Regions from separate parts of the Homo sapiens genome. Here region 1 is linked to region 2. Evidence: chromatin contacts called from ENCODE Hi-C or POLR2A ChIA-PET data. All regions are on one chromosome and are shown on one strand. Each heading gives the region's core, a stretch centred on a gene start or an enhancer-like site at or near the end of the contact. The rest is flanking DNA. Distances are from core to core; before and after follow the strand shown. Region 1 overlaps LOC101928911 (a long non-coding RNA gene). Region 2 overlaps ORC3 (origin recognition complex subunit 3).

Evidence for each region. Hi-C counts contacts between places; a loop is a spot of excess contacts on that map. ChIA-PET counts read pairs that join two places held with the same protein, here RNA polymerase II (POLR2A). Pooled maps may share reads with other maps.
Region 1: a loop to region 2 is called in a map of Right ventricle myocardium inferior, with 3 times the contacts of the local background. The contact joins two enhancer-like sites. A Hi-C loop is called at or near these places in 4 of 168 maps with a recorded cell type or tissue (PC-9, Right ventricle myocardium inferior, cardiac septum and 1 more) and 4 of 50 pooled maps. POLR2A ChIA-PET finds 5 or more read pairs at or near these places in 1 of 52 experiments (A673).

What each region holds. Positions count from the first base shown.
Region 1 is chr6:87,794,881-87,801,468 of GRCh38, forward strand. All of the region lies in intron 2 of LOC101928911 (a long non-coding RNA gene), which reads left to right. Among named protein-coding and RNA genes, the nearest start is that of AKIRIN2, 96 kb to the left of the region's middle. RefSeq lists enhancers at 991-1,492, 1,493-1,992, 1,947-2,046, 3,844-4,345, 4,984-5,053. Within about 2 kb of position 1,772, at least 5 of the 41 ENCODE cell types and tissues checked have a DNase peak (open chromatin) inside an H3K27ac peak, as active enhancers do.
Region 2 is chr6:87,615,971-87,621,803 of GRCh38, forward strand. ORC3 (origin recognition complex subunit 3) reads left to right here. Exons shown (of 20, transcript NM_012381.4): 9 at 344-457; 10 at 5,384-5,517. Among named protein-coding and RNA genes, the nearest start is that of ORC3, 29 kb to the left of the region's middle. Within about 2 kb of position 1,686, at least 2 of the 41 ENCODE cell types and tissues checked have a DNase peak (open chromatin) inside an H3K27ac peak, as active enhancers do.

The DNA of each region.
Region 1 (6,588 bases), core at 522-3,021, 180 kb after region 2:
CCCTGTTTGGCTTGCTGTTCCTGAAGGGTAGAGACTTTTGATTACTTTAGACCCCACAATGTGTAGTCCCTACTCAGTTTGCAGTAGCTGAAGAATGAGTGAGTAGCTCTGCCTGAGGGAGCTGAGGAAGGCATCCTGAAGGATGATCAGGCATTTGTCAGGCAGATGACGGGGAAGACATTCTAAGGAAAAAGCTTGGGTGAGTTCAGGAGTCTGCTTCGCCCTTATGGGTGTGGTCATGCTTAAGGACAGAGGAAGCACGCAGTGGCATTCACTTTTGCCCTGGAGGTTATCTGAGCAGAGAGAATATCTCACAAACTAATGCCAAGGCCACTTCTCTATTGTCTATGGGTTAATGCCAGCCCTGTTAGGGACTATCCAGTGAATTAAAAAAGCCCTGCCAACCCCAGGCGAGGGTTGGGAAGCAGTGTTAGTAGCACCTGGGGGTCTGGGGATGACTCATCGCACAGGTATCATTAACCCCCATTCATTCACTCGTTAATGAAGAAATAAGAGCAGGAATTTGGCAGAGGGACAGTTCTAGACTCAAGTCCATCTCTCACTCTAACTGGCTCAGTGATCTTAAGCAGGCATCTAACTTTTTTGAGCCTCCGTTTCTTTACCATTTCTATAAAATGGTAATAATAACACCTTGGAGGCTGGTTTTACGAGTTAAATATGATCATATACATTAAGCATATGTATAGTAACTGGTACAGCTTAGAGATTAAGGCATGCTAATTCCCTTTCTTCTTCTCTACAAACATTTGGAGGAGCTACTGACTACAAGGCATTATGCCAGGCAGGGAGGAAACAAAGGTAAATCCATTGTACACGGATTATGTCCTCTGGGAGCCTGCAGCCCAGTAATGGAGGAGATAAAGTCAATGGTAAGTGCACAGATAGTTACAACACAAGACAGAGAGCGTGAGGTACCATGAGAGGTGGAACCAAGATTGCAACGGGAAGGCCATGTCTATGCCCTATGTGTCTGCTTGTGAACTGACCTTCTTCATGGTTGGCAGTGCCCCTTACTGGATTAAAGGATGTTCTATGTTGTTTGTTACAACATGTTGGTGTCTTTAATTTGGAAGTTAAAAGAAAAAATAACAGAAAGGAGTTTTTGCTTCTATGAGGAAGGGGTACTTTATCAAAATTACCCAACACCATCCCTGAACTACGGGTGAGGACAAACCTGGCTCCCCCAATCTTTGCTGGAGAGCCGAAGCCTCTTCGGGTCCCATTGGGTCCAAGTGCAGCAGAACCTGGCTCTTTGGATCAGCGACATTAATCTGCTTTGTTTTATCTGCGGTGTCACAAAGTTTAGTTGAATGATCTGATAGAAAGTACAAACCGGCCGGGTGCAGTGGCTCACACCTCTAATCCTAGCACTTTGGGAGGCCGAGGTGGGCGGATTGCCTGAGCTCAGGGTTTTGAGACCAGCCTGAGCAACATGGTGAAACCCCCTCTCTACTAAAAGACAAGAGAAACTAGCCGGGCATGGCGGCGTGTGCCTGTAGTCCCAGCTACTCAGGAGGCTGAGGCAGGAGAATTACTTGAAACCGGGAGGCGGAGGTTGCAGTGAGCCGAGATCGCACCACTGCACCACTCCAGCCTGGGCAACAGAGCGAGACTCCGTCTCTAAAAAAAAAAGAAAGTACAAACCACAGCCTGACTCTGAGAATAACTGGGAGGAATCCCCTGCTGTCACACACTGGGAATCAGAGCGGCACATCCTGCCCTTGCAGGGCCCTGAGGCTCTAAAAGCAACATGTTCCAATTGGAAGCATATATTCTGCAAGGGTTTGTCTCCAGGCAGCGCTACAGCCTCCTCTTCTGGCACCATAGAGACTGTTGCTTCTGTCAGGATTTCTGGCACCAGCAAAAGTGAAAGGGAACAGGACCAACTACGCTTCCCTGAGCAAGGTGGATCTTCTGGGCAGCACCTTGGTGAGAATACACACCACTGAGCAGCCTAGACTGGTGCTGATTAGGTGAAGGGTGGGCGGCCAGAAGGACAGATTTTCATGTGTGTGTGTGTGTGTGTGTGTGTGTGTGTGAGTGAGAAACATAACTCAATGCTTCATCTCCCCTGCCTACATTACATTCACACTTTGTGAATCTGACAGCCTGTGGGTTTGGGCTGTATTTGCAGCTTTATTAGGCATTGCAGCAACTGAACAGGCTTTTCTTCTTCTTCCTTTTTTTTTTTTTTCTTTGAAACTACAGTTTCCCCTAGCTTGTGTTAAAATTCTCAGACTTTTCTTTTTTTAACCCCCTCCCCTTTTTAAAAGTTGTGAAATATGGTAGAGTGACTGAAAAGATTAGAGAATAAATGTACAGCAGAATGAAGGGAACACCCTGATGACTATCATTCTGATCAAGAATAGAGCATCTCTAGCTCCCAGAACACATCCCTCCTCCATACACCCCTTCCCTGTCACACCCCCACTCTGCCCCGATTTTACTTTTTCTTCCATTTAAAGATGTGTATGTATGTATGTATTTATTTATATTTATTATTATTTTTTTAAAGTGGAGATTCGCTTTTTGCCCAGGCTGGAGTGCAATGGCATGATCTCGACTCACTGCAACCTCCACCTCCTGGGTCCAAATGATTCTTCTCCCTCAGCCTCCTGAGTAGCTGGGTTTACAGGCACGCACCACCATGTCCGGCTAATTTTGTATTTTTGGTAGAGATGGGGTTTCACCATGTTGGCCAGGCTGGTCTCGAAGTCCTGACCTCAGGTGATCCACCCCCCTCAGCCTCCCAAAGTGCTGGGATTACAGTCATGAGCCACTGTGCCCGGCCTTGAATTTTTTATACAGTTAAAATGCATGTCCATTTTTGGGAAAAAATACATAAAATACAGACTATTGATGAAAAATATATCACCCATGATTTTTCCTTGCCCAGGGTCATGTTAACATTTTGTGAAATATCCTACAACACATTTAAATATGTATTTATGCTTTCTATAATTAAAAATGGACCACATGAGAAATGTTTTCAATAATATTTGGTGAAAATATTTGCATCTCCATATAGCTCTGCTGCAAGGTATTTGGTAAGATCCAAATATCTGGGTGTGCTACTAGAAACCATTTTTATAAATAATGTTGAAATGAACAGGTTTGTGTATAGATCTTGAAGTACCCAGCTGATAACTTCCTTGAGATCAAAAGGAAATTCGTGGATCAACCAGCGTGCATTTTTATAAGACATTTAATTCACATTGCCAACTTGCTGTATGAGCCCATTTATATAAATTTCAAAACACTCAAGGCTAAATTACAGTGTTTCTAGGTGAATAGTTAGGTTACAAAAGTAATGGAAATGATGTACCAATTCACCCTCCCACTAGAATTGTACAAGAATGCCTCTTTTCCTACATCTTTGCTAACATTGGGTATCATTAATTTTTTTTCACAGAAAGTCTTTTAGTTTCTTCTGAAGGAGTGAAGCCCTTGTCCTCCCTGATTTTAATGTAATTGTTTCTTTGCTTCTCTTTTATGCTTTTGCTGCCTAACTATTCACCCTAGAAACATTATAATTTAGTCTTGCATGTTTTTAAATTTATATAAATGAGATTATGTAGCATTTATTATTTTACTCCTGGCTTCTTTCATCCATTATTATGCCTGTTAAATACATCTATGTGGTCACATGGAGCTGTGTCATGTCCATTTTCATGGATATATATTATTCCATTGTTAGAACACCCAGCAATGTATTCATTCTATTGTTGCTGGACATTTTAGCTGTTTCTAGCTTTTGACTCCTATCAAGAATGCTGCTGAGAACCTTCTTATACAGGTTTCCTGTGCACAAGCTTTTTTTAAAAGGACAGCTGTGATTCCACTTTATGTCACTGGGAACTGGAGCCTTTTGGTAACAATGAGATGCAGGGATCTAACTGTGTATTCAGGATGCTGCTCTAGCCCATTTCCTGCTTGCCACGGGGTATGTGGATGGGGCTGGAGGTCATTCTTATTAAAATTCTTCCTAAAAATCAAGGCAGAAAGAAGCAAGAACTTTCTGGGCAAGATAAAGGGGACAACTTGAAAGGGTACTGAACTGGAGATCAAAGAGCCCTTCATGCTGCTGGCTTTTGATGTTAGCATTAACTGCACACACTGTGGTCATTAATTAACTTGTGTTCAGAGCTTGCTGCATTCCCCCACCTACTGTCTCCTAATCAGCAACCCTCCACTCAAGGCCAACATCATCATTATCAAGTTCTGGGACTTGATGTGAGGGTGCCTTTGGCTGCTGTGGGCACTCGGTGCTGCTGGAACAGCCCTGGGGAAGAGCTTTGAAGCACACTTACAGAGGCTGTAAAATCTGAGAAAGTTGGGACCAGAAGTCCTGCCTGCTGGATCATGACAGGCAGACTCCATGGCTTTTACAGGCTTGTTGGAGAAAGTGGAGTTTCGATGAAACATAAGTGGTGCTTGTTTTCATTCCATGTAGCTAGTAAGCAGGGCATGTTCAGGGAAGAATCCCGTTCTTCTACTCATACTCCCTTTTGTCTTCCTCGGCTCCATGCCTCTTGTTTTAGAAATTAATTTATCTATGTAGCTCTGAGGAATAGAAATTAATTTGTTTTAGAAATTAATTTATCTATGTAGCTCTGAGGAATAGATATACATATCCCTCTAATGAGCCTTTGACAGAGGTGCCAATACAGCCCTAAAGGCAACAAGGGAAAACAGAGGACTGAGAAGTGGGAAAAGGAAACATGGAGAAAATGGGTGTCTACAGGTAACACTAATCTATGGTGATAGAGGCGAGATGAGTGGCATCAAATGGGAAGGGACACAAGGGAACGTTTTGGGGGAGTCAGAATATTTTAAATCTTGATCTCGGTGGTGGTTATGCGCATAAATTCATCAAGTGCACACTTAGATCTTTGCACTTTACTAAATGTAAGTTATACATAAAAAATGAAGTCTGCCAGGGAGTTTCGCTTTCACTGGCCATCTGTGCTTTACCATCAACTTCCTCCTTTATACTACAGGTGTTATATATATTCCATATACACATGATTTAAACCCCTCAATTATGATGCTATAATTTTTACTTTCAACAGTGATACGTATTTTAGAGAAAAATAATAAATATTGTTTTTTATATTTACCCATCTAGTTACCATTTGTAAAGAATGTTTTGGGAAATCCAAATTTCCATCTGCTATCATTTCCTGTTAGCCTGAAAAACTTTCTTAAGCATTTCTTGTGGTGCAGACAGCAAACATTGTTAGTTTTCATTTATAAGAAAACGTCTTTATTCTGCCTTCAGTCTTGAAGGATATTTTTACTAGATATAGAATCCTAGCTCTAGGTTTTACCATTTTTCCTTTTGCACCTTAAAAATATTTTACTCTTGGCCGGACACAGTGGCTCACACCTGTAATTCTAGCACTTTGGGAGGCAGAGGCGGGCAGATCACCTGAGGTCAGGTGTTTGAGACCAGCCTGGCCAACACGGTGAAATCCTGTCTCTACTAAAAATACAAAATTAGCTGGGCGTGGTGGTGTGTGCCTGTAATCCCAGCTATTCAGGAGGCTGAGGCAGGAGAATCACTTGAACCTGGGAGGTGGAGGTTGCAGTGAGCCGAGATCAAGCCATTGCACCCCAGGCTGGGTGACAAGAGCGAAACTCTGTCTCAAAAAAAAAAAAATTTTTTTTTTACTCTCTTCTGGCTTCTTTTTTTTTTTTTTCCTAATGAGAAATCAGCTATCATCTGTATTGTTTTCCTGTATATAATGAGTGCTTTACTCTGATGCTTCCAAGATTTTTTTTTTTGTCTTTGGGTTTCAACAGTTTGGGTAAGATGTACATAGGTATAGTTTTCTTTGTATTTATCCTGCTTGGGGTTTACTGAATCTTTAAATGTATGTCCTTTAGCAAGTTTGGTAATCTTCCTCTCATTATTTCTTCAGAAATTTTTTGTGTCCCATTCCTTCTCTTTTCTCTTCCTCTGGGACTATAATTACGTGTATGTTATACATGTTATTCTTTGCTTTCTCACAAGTCCTGGAGGCTCTCCTCTTTTTCAATTTTTTTTCTGTTTTTATTTATATTTTTAATTTATTTCTGAGACAGAGTTTCATTCTTGTTGCCCAGGCTGGAGTCTAGTGGCACAATCTCGGCTGACTGCAACCTCCGCCTCCCGGGTTCAAGCGATTCTCCTGTCTCAGCCTCCAGAGTAGCTGGAATTACAGGCACTCACCACCATGCCCGGCTAATTTTGTATTTTTAGCAGAGACGGGGTTTCACCATGTTGGCCAGGCTGGTCTTGAACTCCTGACCACAGGTGATCTGCCCGCCTCGGCCTCCCAAAGTGTTGGGATTACAGGCATGAGCCACCACCCCCAGACTTTTCTGTTTTTAGATTGGGTAATTCTTTTGATCTATCTTCACATTTACTGACCCTTTCCTTTGTCATTTCCAATTCATTGTTAAGCCCATCAGTGAGTTTTTAAAATTGCAGATATTATATTTTGTAATTCTAGTATTTTCATTTGGTTCTTTTCTATTTCTCTGTTGTGATTTTCTTTCTGCTCATTTGTTATGAGTATATTT
Region 2 (5,833 bases), core at 436-2,935:
TAAGAATTGCCAAAGCCTGCAGCTTCTTCAGTGGTTTCTGGTGAGGAAAAAAAAAAGGATGATATAGTTAATAGGTGGTATTTTTTTTTAATTAGGAATTTGATGGAAGATGGTATAGATCTTTGGTTCTGAAGATACAGTATAAGTAGCTTCTTTTTGTTACTCTTGTATAAATTAACTTAAAATTTTTGTTGACATTTGAGCTTAAAAAACTAGCTATTATTGCAGCTTTCATAGTTAACTGTGTCATAATATCATTCTTTGCCTCATTATTAATACTTAGTATTTATGAAGAGTGAAGACTAACAAGGAGTGTGTCCCCCTCCCTTTTAATCTCTTTCAGCTACTTCTTACAACTCAGTTTCCCTTTAAAATAAATGAAAAAGTATTACAGGTTCTGACCAACATCTTTTTGTATCATGATTTCTCAGTTCAAAACTTTATAAAAGGACTTCAGGTAAGAACACAGTAATGGGTTTGAAAATTCTCAAGCTGATTCTAAATAATTTGCACATTATTTCAGGCTGTCTAGTGTGATAGGCATTTTAAATGGCAAAATCTAGAATAAGTAAATTCCAGTTATTTTATTCTAGGTTCTACAATTCCTTTGTTACCTTGCAGCAAACTGTAGAGAATGCACTCATTAGGATATCAATAATGGGAAAAGACTTCTATTCCAGCAATTCTTAACCATTTTGGGGGTAGGGGCAAGCAGACTTTTTTGGTTTGTTTCCGAGACTCTCATGAGAGCTTATGGACTTTTTCTACCAAGGAAATGCTATATATAAGGGGTCAGCAAACTTCTGTAAAGGGCCAGATATTAAACATTTTTAGCTTTTTTTTTTTTCGAGATGGAGTTTCACTTTGTTGCCCAGGCTGGAGTGCAGTGGCATGATCTCAGCTCACTGCAACCTTCGCCTCCCGGGTTCAAGCAATTCTGCCTCAGCCTCCCATGTAGCTGGGATTACAGGTGCGTGCCACCACGCCTGGCTAATTTTTGTATATTTAGTAGAAACAGGGCTTCACCATGTTGGCCAGGCTGGTCTCGAACTCCTGACCTCAGGTGATCCACCCACCTTGGTTCCCAGAGTGCTGGGATTACAGGCCTGAGCCACTACGCCCAGCCCATTTTTAGCTTTGCATGCTACATGTGGTCACTGCTGTTGCTGTTTCTGTTTCTTCTTCTTTAATAATCCTTTAAAGATATAAAAAAGGTTTTTAGTTTCTGGACCATGCATGTGTGTGTGTGTGTGTGTCTCTGTAATTTGTATTCTGATACATTGGGAATTCATTTTCACTAGTTTCATGAATTGCCTGAAGCTAATTCAGGAATTTAGCTTCATGATATATGCTGTAACCTAAAAAAGATCCCCATTCTCCAGTTGTTTAAAAGTTAGTATTATTTCCTTTTCTTGGAAGCTACATAAGTGTAGTCATTTTGAATACATGCCAGTTGTCTAGTTCATTAAAACCTATGTATTATGCCAGGCACGGTGGCTCATGCGTATAATCCCAGCATTTTAGGAAGTCAAGGTGGGAGGATCACTTGAGCTTAGTAGTTTGAGACCAGCCTGAACAACATAATGCAGCCTCATCTCTATTAAAAATAAAAAATAAGCCAGGCGTGGTGGCTTATTTATAGAGTCCCAGGTCCTCGGGAGGGTGAGGTGGGAGAATCACATGAGCCTGGGAAGTCAAGGCTGCAGTGAGCCATAATTGTGTCACTGCACTCTAGCCTGGGTGACAGAGCAAGAGACCTGTCTCTATAAAAAACAAACAAAATTCTGATTTTAAAAACCTATATATGTATTAGTAACCTTTGGTGCAAAAATTCAATTTGATAATACTTCATTTTGTGTAGTGCCTTGAAGATTATAAATTATTTCTCATGTTTCCTTCCTTCAAAAAAAGATTGCAGTGGTTTCTTTGGCTAATATGTATCTTTTCCTCCCAACTTTGACTTTTTAAAGAGTATTTTAAAAGAATAAAGCATTATTTACCTTAGGAATATGTAGAATTAAATGATATTAAGATTAAACTTTCTAAATTATTTCTTTAATTTCATTTCATTCATTTACTCATAAATACTTGTCAAGAACCTATTGTCAACCAAGCACTATGCTGAACCCTGAAGATACAGATAAAAATGAAATCTCTGGGCTGGGCGCGGTGGCTCACGCCTATAATCCCAGCACTTGGGGAGGCCGAGGCAGGCAGATCATGATATCAGGAGTTCGAGGCCAGCCTGGCCAACATGGTGAAACCCTGTCTCTACTAAAAATACAAAAAATTAGCCAGGCATGGTGGCGCATGCCTCTAATCCCAGCTACTTGGGGGGCTGAGGCAGGAGATCACCTAAACCTGGGAGGTGGAGGTTGTAGTGAGCGAGTGAGCGGAGATCATGCCACTGCACTCCAGCCTGGGCAACAGTGTGAGGCTCCATCTCAAAAAAAAAAAAAGAAATCTCTGCCTTCAAATTGTTATTTGTTTAATGATGGAGGCAAAACAGTAAACCCACAAATCTGAGTAGTCAGTGCTATGAAAGAAACATGCCCTGGGGTTCCATAGGAAAACAGAAGTGTATGCCTAAGAAATAGGAGCGAGCCAGGTCAGAATTTCAGGCAAAAGCAACAGTAGGGGAAGAGAGATCTGTTAGAATGCTATTGCAGTAATCTAGACAGGACATGACAAGGACTTAAATAAACTAAGGTAATGGTAGTGGAACTGGAGAGGAGGAAACAAATTTGAGGATGAGATCGAATAAAAAAACCTAGTGACTAAGTAGGTCATAGGATGTTCTGTTGTTTTTTTTTTTCTTACTTGACTTGAAGCTGAAAGGTTAAGAGAGGAGTAAGATGACACAGGCTCTAGCTTGGCAGATTGGAGGTTAGTACCGTTTATTAACTGTACATGTTAATACATAGCAAAGAGCAAGGTTGTTGTGAGAAAAGGATGAGTTTCTTTTTGTATCTGGTTAATTTAGGGGTGTGTTAGACATAAAGATTTTGTGCTCAGGAGAAAGATTTGGACTGGAAATAGATATTTAGGACTTATCCTTAAAAGGTGGCAGTTAAAATAATGTTATGAGGATGAAATGTCAGCTAGAGGGAGTAAGGAAAGGCTAAGGGCAGCACCTTAAGACAAACTGACCTGTAAAACTGAGCAGTAGAAAAGGAGACTAAAAACAAGGAGAACCGGTAGAAAGTGGAGTACCACTGAAGCCAAGGGAAAAAGAGATTCAGGAAATAGAAACTGTACTCTAAATACCTTGAGACAGAAAGTAAAGGACATTAACCAAGTTACTTAATCTCTCAGGGTCTCAGTTTTCTCATTTGTAAAATAAAGCAATCAGATTAGATGATTTTATGGTTTCCTGATAATTTATTAAGCACTTCCTTTATGCTTGACACTTTACTAAACTATTTACATGGTTTTTTTGTTTTTGTTTCTTTTTGAGATAGGGTTTCGCTCTGTCGCCCAGGCTGGAGTGCAGTGGCATAATCTGAGCTCACTGCAACCTCCGTCTCCCGATTTCAAGTGCTTCTCCTGCCTCAGCCTCCTGAGCAGCTGGGATTACAGGCATGCGCCACCACGCCTGGCTAATTTTGTATTTTTAGTAGAGATGGGGTTTCACCATGTTGGCCAGGCTGGTCTCGAACTTCTGACCTCCGGTGATCCACCCACCTTGGCCTCCCAAAGTACTGATATTATAGGCGTGAGCCACCTTGCCTGGCCTGCATGGTTTTATTCATGTGTATTATCCTCAGTTTTGCACATGAAGAAATTAAGATTTAAGTTAAGTGGCTTGGCCAAGGTCACACCACTAACAAGTGACAGCATCTTTAGACCTCATTTCCCCAGTTTTCCTAGTCCTCAGTGGAAAATATTGGTAAGTCGTGATTTCTACTTGAGACAGAGTCTCACTCTGTTGCCCAGGCTGGTCTCAAACTCCTGAGCTCAAGCGATCTTCCATCTTAGTTTCCTGAGTAACTAGGACTATGTAATTCCTGATTTCCATAGGATGTACAGCAGGACATATTATCATTCTGTGTGTTTTAGCCTTCCCTTCATTAGGTGGATATGTTAACCAACTTGTTGATTGACCCAGATATTGAAAACACACTTGAACAAAATAGTTAAGTGATAATGGGTTCATATCCTATTTGTAGCTCTACTGTAACTTCTGTGGCTTCCTCCCATTCCTCTTCCGCAGCAAGCCCCTTAGCCTGTTTAGTTTTTATTTTTCTCATGTCCGAAAAGTACTGTTAACATTGGGATAAGCATTATCACTTTGACATAATTAGAAAAGAGAAGAAACAAAATTATGTTAATATGTGCAAAAGTAATTTAGCACCTGGCATAAACAGTTGCTTTCTATTTTGTACTTGTTTCTAAGTTAGGCAGGCCCTTTGCCTTACAGCCTTAGAGAATGGACTATTTTGGAAGATTTCCTCTAGCCTTGGGTATCTTGTTGTCAGCATTATGAACTCAGAAATTCATTATCAGTTCCCCCAGGAAGGATCAAGCCCAAGATTATTGATTCATCCCAAACAAATACCTTAAGATGGATATGTAACCTAACATGCTAATTTATTAATTTGTGATGAGGAGTGACCAGTATCAGGGTACCTGAAAATACCAAACTGGTCAAGCAAAGTTTGCTTAGAATCAACATAATGAACATTTGCATAGTCTTGCAAGTTATACCAGTTTCTAGGTATAAAACTCAAGACTATCCAAATGTATACAAGATTATCCAAACGTTCATTATGTTGATTCTAAGCAAACTGAATGTTAGAATCTGGAAAATTGTCTTCCCTTCTACCATAGAGCCCACAGCATTCTATTATTAAAATGCTTATATCTACCAGATAGTACACCATGTTTTCCTCCATGGGAAAAAAATTAATTTGTAAAGATAAATTTTCATCATTCACTTTAATCCATAGGCACAGCTCCTACCATTGCAGCATTATTTTTTGTAACAGACCAGTTTTTACACTGATTTTAGATTGGCATTTTCTTATGAGTTTTGGGGTATCTATTAGACCCTTTCTTTAAACCTCAGTTTGGTCCACACCACATTTGTAATTATTATGTGTTGCTTTTGCAGATAGCTGTTCTATCCATTTGCATTAGTTTATCTTAGTTTGTATTTCAAAGATTACCATTTTCTGACCTTCTTCACAGAATTGGAACCTTAAAATATGGAGTTATATAGCCATTTTTATGTTGTTTGCAGTGTTATTGTGACATTATTAAATATATTAGTGCCATAAATACTTTGGCTCTTTAAAAAAATCCTTAAAATTGAGCAGATTGTAGCGCAATAGATTTACTGCCAAAATATAACAAATATGTTTAATCTTCACATGTCTTTCAGCTTTCTCTATTAGAGCATTTCTATTCCCAGCCCTTAAGTGTCCTGTGCTGTAATCTTCCAGAAGCCAAAAGAAGAATAAATTTTTTATCAAATAATCAATGTGAAAACATCCGACGTCTACCATCTTTTAGGAGGTAAAAAGAGAAGTACATGTTTAACACATACTATACTAGAATTTGGTACTAAATAAGAGATCTCAGATCCAGTTATTTCTGAAGTAGGGAAAGAAATAGTAACCTATTCTGTTTTTAATTGTGGGATTTCCCTTGTTGGATTTGAAAATTTGGCAAAAAGAAAAGTATTTTTACAAAGGGACATAATTTGCAAGTTCTCCAGAGTTACTTTTTAGAAATAACATTTCCTATTCCTGGGGTTTATGGCCTTTTTTAATGTTTATATCTATAGACTATGAAGTCCAGCTGATTTAAGGAGTTTAAAATTACCATTAAA